Regions from separate parts of the Homo sapiens genome. Here region 1 is linked to region 2. A link is an interaction called in ENCODE POLR2A ChIA-PET data of the cell type or tissue named here. Cell type or tissue: A673. All regions are shown on one strand. Links, peaks and the distances in the headings refer to the core of each region. The heading gives the core; the rest is flanking DNA.

The links. ChIA-PET counts read pairs that join two places held together with the same protein. Peaks named below come from ENCODE experiments on the same cell type or tissue, not always from the same donor. Only the 100,000 strongest peaks of a DNase experiment are listed, where the experiment ranks them.
Region 1: POLR2A ChIA-PET joins it to region 2 with 13 read pairs; 1 of 35 experiments calls an interaction of 5 or more read pairs at or near these places.

The regions. Positions count from the first base shown.
Region 1 is chr16:74,583,577-74,586,496 of GRCh38, forward strand. The region is part of intron 1 of GLG1 (golgi glycoprotein 1); the gene reads right to left. Among named protein-coding and RNA genes, the nearest start is that of GLG1, 22 kb to the right of the region's middle. In A673, for the core only: no CTCF peak of the experiment used is centred there; no DNase peak of the experiment used is centred there; H3K27ac peaks cover 1,492 bases.
Region 2 is chr16:75,592,925-75,595,777 of GRCh38, forward strand. No RefSeq gene overlaps it. Among named protein-coding and RNA genes, the nearest start is that of GABARAPL2, 28 kb to the left of the region's middle. RefSeq lists enhancers at 169-1,166, 1,167-2,163. In A673, for the core only: no CTCF peak of the experiment used is centred there; a DNase peak (open chromatin) is centred at 1,767; H3K27ac peaks cover 2,281 bases.

The DNA.
Region 1 (2,920 bases), core at 241-2,740, 1.0 Mb before region 2:
ACCATGTTGGCCAGGCTGGTCTTGAACTCCTGACCTCAAGTGATCCACCGGCCTCAGCCTCCCAAAGTGCTGGGATTACAGGAGTAAGCCACGGCACCCAGCCTAAACTTTGACTTCTCTTCACTTGGTTAAATTCTATCATTCCTTCAGCTCAATCATCATCTTCTCAGGGAGACATATCCAGACTCCAATTAGCCAATGTCCAAGCATCTCTCTTTCAAAGCTCTCACCATGGCTACGTCCTCCACTCGACCATGTCTTTTAGAAGGGGGAGCTGAGGGTATCATCATCACCACATTCCCAGCACCTACAATTAAGGTGCTGGCACACAGTAAATAATATTTACCCAAAATTTGTCAAACGAATGAACAAAAGCACTGTAAATTTTTCCTAGGTAAGAAGTCCCCATCAATCCCACTTCTATCTCCTTTGCTACTAGTCTCCTTTGGCCCAAGTCTGTTTTGAGGTCTCATTGTAACAGCAGCTTTCTCAGCGCCTTCAATTTTCCTCACTTCAATTCATAGTGCCCCGAGTAATTTCCTTAACTATTTCATCATGACATTCTCCTACCCAAGAATGTTTATAGACCTCCTAGTTCCCCCGAAAACAAAACTAAGTTAATATAGACATTTCAATAGACAGCCAGCTTTGACAAGAACAGTAATGCCAGCTGCTCAGGACCCTTCCCACTAGCCATGCACGGCTTCGAAAAACATTGACTGTTTTCTTTGACTCTCCTTTATTCTCCTTGCAGACAATAATATGAACTTGGAAATGTTACTATTAATTGCATCATAAATGCCTAACATTAATTAACGAAGTTTTGTTAGCAATACATTTATAAACCATCTCTTAGGGTATCTTTCTTACAAAGCATGATTAATATTATTTATAACACTCTTACCAATTAGTTTCAGTTTCACTTTAGAAACCTATCCTTAAATCCTAGGGAGCTAAGTAAGCTATGAAGAGGCAAAGGCATAAGAATGATATAATGAACTCTGGGGACTTGGGGTAGAGGGTGGGAAGCGGTTGAGGAATAAAAAAACCACACACTGGGGGCTGGGCACGGTGGCTCACACCTGTAATCCCAGCACTTCGGGAGGCTGAGGCGGGTGGTCACAAGGTCAAGAGATCGAGACTACCCTGGCCAACATGATGAAACCCCATCTCTACTAAAAATACAAAAATTAGCTGGGTGTGGTGGTGCGCGCCTGTAGTCCCAGCTACTTGGGAGGCTGAGGCAGGAGAATCTATTGAATCTGGGAGGCAGAGGTTGCAGTGAGCTGAGATTGTGCCACTGCACTCCAGCCTGGCGACAGAGCGAGACTTGTAAAAACAAACAAACAACAAAAAAACCCCTACACACTGGGTACAGTGTACAATGCTCGAGTAATGGGTGGACCAAAATCTCAGAAATCACCACTAAAGAAAGAACTTATTCATGTAACCAAACACCACATGTTCCCCAAAAATCTATTGAAATAAAAAAAATTTTTAAAACCCTATCTTTAAATCGCAGATTCAAAAACTCTAAGTAAAATTGACCAGGCACAGTGAGTGACTCATGTCTGTAATCCCAGCACTGTGGAAGGCCAAGGCAGGCAGATCACCTGAGCTCAGGAGTTCAAGACTGGTCTGGCCAACATGGTGAAACCCCATCTCTACTAAAAATACAAAAAATTACCTGGGCGTGGTGGCACACACCTGTAGTCCCAGCTACTCGGGAGACTGAGGCACGAGAATCACTTGAACCCAGGAGGTGGAGGCTGCAGTGATCTGAGATTACAGCAGTGCACTGCAGCCTGGGCAACAGAGCGAGACTCTGTCTCAAAAAAACAAAAAAGAGGCCGGGCCTGGTGGCTCACGCCTATAATCCCAGCACTTTGGGAAGCTGAGATGGGCGGATCATGAGGTCATGAGATTGAGACCATCCTGGCTAACAGGGTGAAACCTCGTCTGTACTAAAACTACAAAAAAAATTAGCCGGGCATGGTAGTGTGCGCCTGTAGTCCCAGCTACTCAGGAGGCTGAGGCAGGAGAATGGCGTGAACTCAGGAGGCAGAGCTTGCAGTGAGCCAAGATCACGCTACTGTACTCCAGCCTGGGTGACAGAGCCTGAGACTCCGTCTCAAAAAAAAAAAAAAAAAAGGCCTCTAAGTAAAATTATGACAAATAAAGTTTAGTTATCTAAAGTAAGATTTGGCCGGATGAGGTGGCTCATGCCTGTAATCTCAACACTTTGGGAGGCCAAGGTGGGTAGACCACTTGAGGTCAGGAGTTCAAGACCAGCCTGGCCATTATGATAAAACCCTGTTCCTACTGAAAATACAAAAATTAGCCAGGTGTAGTGGCGGGTGCCTGTAATCCCAGCTACTTGGGGGGCCGAAGCAGGAGAACTGCTTGAACTCGGGAGGCAAAGGCTGTAGTGAGCCGAGATCACACCACTGCACTCTAGCCTGGACAACAGAGCAAGACTCTGTATCGGAAAAAAAAAAAAAAAACAAGAACAGGTGGTAAACAGGGTGAATCCTATGGTAAGTGAATTTCATCTCAATGAGTTAGAAAGAGCTGATAAGGAAAAAAACAAAAACAAAAACAAAGGCAAGGCCCTAGGAAACGAATGGAACCACAAGATAAAAGGAACCTGGGTCTCTGGATCACCAGATGACTGCATCACAGTCCCCCACAACTTCTCTTGTGTTCAACCACTGATATTTTTGGGTTTTTTATGGAAGTTAGTTTTGTCCTAATTAGCACATGAACTGAAAGGAAATCTTTTATCTTGTACACTGGTAAAGGGCTTATTATTAGCTCAACTCAATTACAAGACAAGTTGACCACCTTGACACACAATGAAATTATATCATGCTTAAATATTTTTCCATTGGGCAATGGAAAGATAATTTTTTTTTTGAGA
Region 2 (2,853 bases), core at 354-2,853:
AAAAAACAAACAAGGGGGCCGGGCGCAGTGGCTCACGCCTGTAATCCCAGCACTTTGGGAGGCCGAGGCGGGCGGATCATGAGGTCAGGAGATCGAGACCATCCTGGCTAACACGGTGAAACACCGTCTCTACTAAAAATACAAAAAATTAGCTGGGCATGGTGGTGGGCGCCTGTAGTCCCAGCTACTCAGGAGGCTGAGGCAGGAGAATGGCGTGAACCCAGGAGACGGAGCTTGCAGTGAGTCGTGATCGCACCACTGCACTCTAGCCTGGGTGACAGAGCAAGACTCTGTCTCAAAAAATAAATAAATAAATAAAATAAAATAAAAAAATAAAAAACAAAACAAAACTAGTTTCAACTTTGGAATCATACAAACATTTTACATAATTTTTTAAAAGGTATCCCTAAAAACTGAAAGTAAAATTATGTACAGATTTGGAGCAATAACTAGAGAGGAACTATTTCAAGTGACTTAAAAGACAATTGTTAGAAGCAGGGTTTCTTAACCTCAGCATGACTGACATTTTGAGCCAGATAATTATTTGTGGGGAGTGGGGGTGGGGACAGGGCAGTTGTCCTGTGCATCATGCGACGTTAGCAGCATCCAAGGCTCAGCGAGCTTCTATAATTGGCAACAACTGGCACATACTGCCATACATCATTGCTGGGAGGATTAAGTGCTGTCTGTGCGACACCACTGGGGGAGTGTTTTAAAATATAGGTTTTAGGTGGCCCGACGTGGTGGCTCATGCCTGTAATCCCAGCACTATGGAAGGCCAAGGTGGGAAGATCATTTGAGCTCAAGCATTCGAGACTAGCCTGGGCAACACAGCAAGACACCCGTCTCCAAAAAAGTAAGATAAAAAAATATAAAATATAGGTTTTATTATTATTCAAGTATGGTGAGGGCAATAGATCAGGTGACTGCCATTGACAAGAAAGCTTGTTGTACTTACAGATTCCAAAAGGGGCATGGCACGCCACAGGGAGCCACACTGGAAGCCCAGGGTCAGTGAGGAGGTAGAGGGAACGATGGGATCAAGTGGAGTAAGAGCCTTGTGATCTCCATGGGAAGGAAGGGGCAAGGCCGAGTAAACAGACTGGCGAGTTCGAATAATTTCAGCAGGCTGTGGGGCCTAGGGGCTGTCCCTAGCTTTCTGGTACCTGGCCCTGCGGTGATTAGGGCAGGTGGATATCCCAGAGTATGGGATATTGGCTCAGAGTATGAGACGTCCTGTAAAGGAGAGATTGGGGTATGGGCTCCAGATTGGTTGGTTTACATATGAAAGGAGCAGTCATAGGTGAGTCATTTACTCTCTCCAGGAATTGGCTAGCCTTGGGAGGAACAATCTCTCCACCGAGTGAGCAAGGCCCCTCCCATGTCAAAGAATCAAACACGCACGGTTCATATTGAGGGTACAACTGGAAGCTTGTGCTTGTTTTCTGCTGGACTTCGCTCACGCACCTTCTCCGTTTGCTGATTTTAATCTGTATCCTTTCACTAAAATAAACAGGAATGATGTGTATAGCAGCTTTTCAGAGTTCTGTGAATCTATCTTGTGAATCATCAAGCATGAGGGTGGTCTCAGGGACCCCTGACACGGCTGCTAGAACCATCAGGTGGAAGGTTAGTGGGGTACTTTATAATGGAAAAGACCAGACTGACACCACAGACCCCATTGCTCAGTCACAGCGTGTGGAACCACCAGATGTCACGTTCCTCTCCATATGATGCAAAACAAAGATGCAGAGTCACTCAGGAAGTACTTATGTCAGATCAACCGCACCTGAATCTAATCAAGGCTCTTTGTGTAACTGCACATTTTTAGGAAATACTGGGGAGACAGGAACCTTTAAACAACACTGGGAGGAAATGAGCAGTGAAATACAAAATGTGGGAAATTCTACAGGACAAAAAACCCACCTTTCAACACAGAAAAAAGGGTAACTGTTACAGATTTAAAGAGACAAAAGACCCCATCAATCAAATGCACAGTGTGGCTCTTATTTAGATCTTAATTTGAACAAATAAACAGTCAAAATACATTTTTGAGACAACATGGGAAAACTGAGCAGACTACATATTAGATATTAAGGATATTAATTCTGTTGGGTGAAATACGATGGTTAGGATTTGCTTTAAATGGTCAAAGAAAAAAATATTGGCGGGGACGAGGCAATAGATCAAACAAGAGCAGCAATAAAGCTGACGTTTGCTAAGTTTGAGTGGTGGTTCAGGGAGTCCACTGTGCTAGTCTATATTTGTGACTAAAAATTTCCATAACAAGTTCAAAAAAGAAAATGTATTTAAAAATTAGAAGCAGTTATCAGCCAAATATAGGTTAAGAAACATTAGTAAAATAAAAATCCTTTCACTTGCCGTTAAAAATAAAAAACAGTAAAAACACATTTTATAAATATATGAAATCTGAGAGCCTGCCAAGATTGCAGAGATGTGATTGTAAGGCACAGATGAGATTTTAAACCTGGGTTTTTAGAGATTAAAATAAAATGTAGGATGGTTTAAGCACCTACTTTTAGCTCTTGAGAAAACAGGTACAGTCCAAAGTGAAGCTGCCTTTAGTCTCTAGCCTTCATGTTTTTTTTCTAGTCTCTATTCTGAAGTCTAAATTTGTTGGTTTTTTTGGGGGGTGAAAATTTAACATAAAATTTAGGCATAAAAAACATTATCCTTTTACGTTTTAATATAAGTCTTTATCCTTTAAACTAAGATCTCATAAGAGAGAGACGCATCATCCTTTAGATAAAAGCTCCCGACAGCCCAGGTGTCCCAGCTGCTGTCATAATGTAAGATTTGGGGCCAGGCAAAAGAAACTGATTAAAGCAGAAT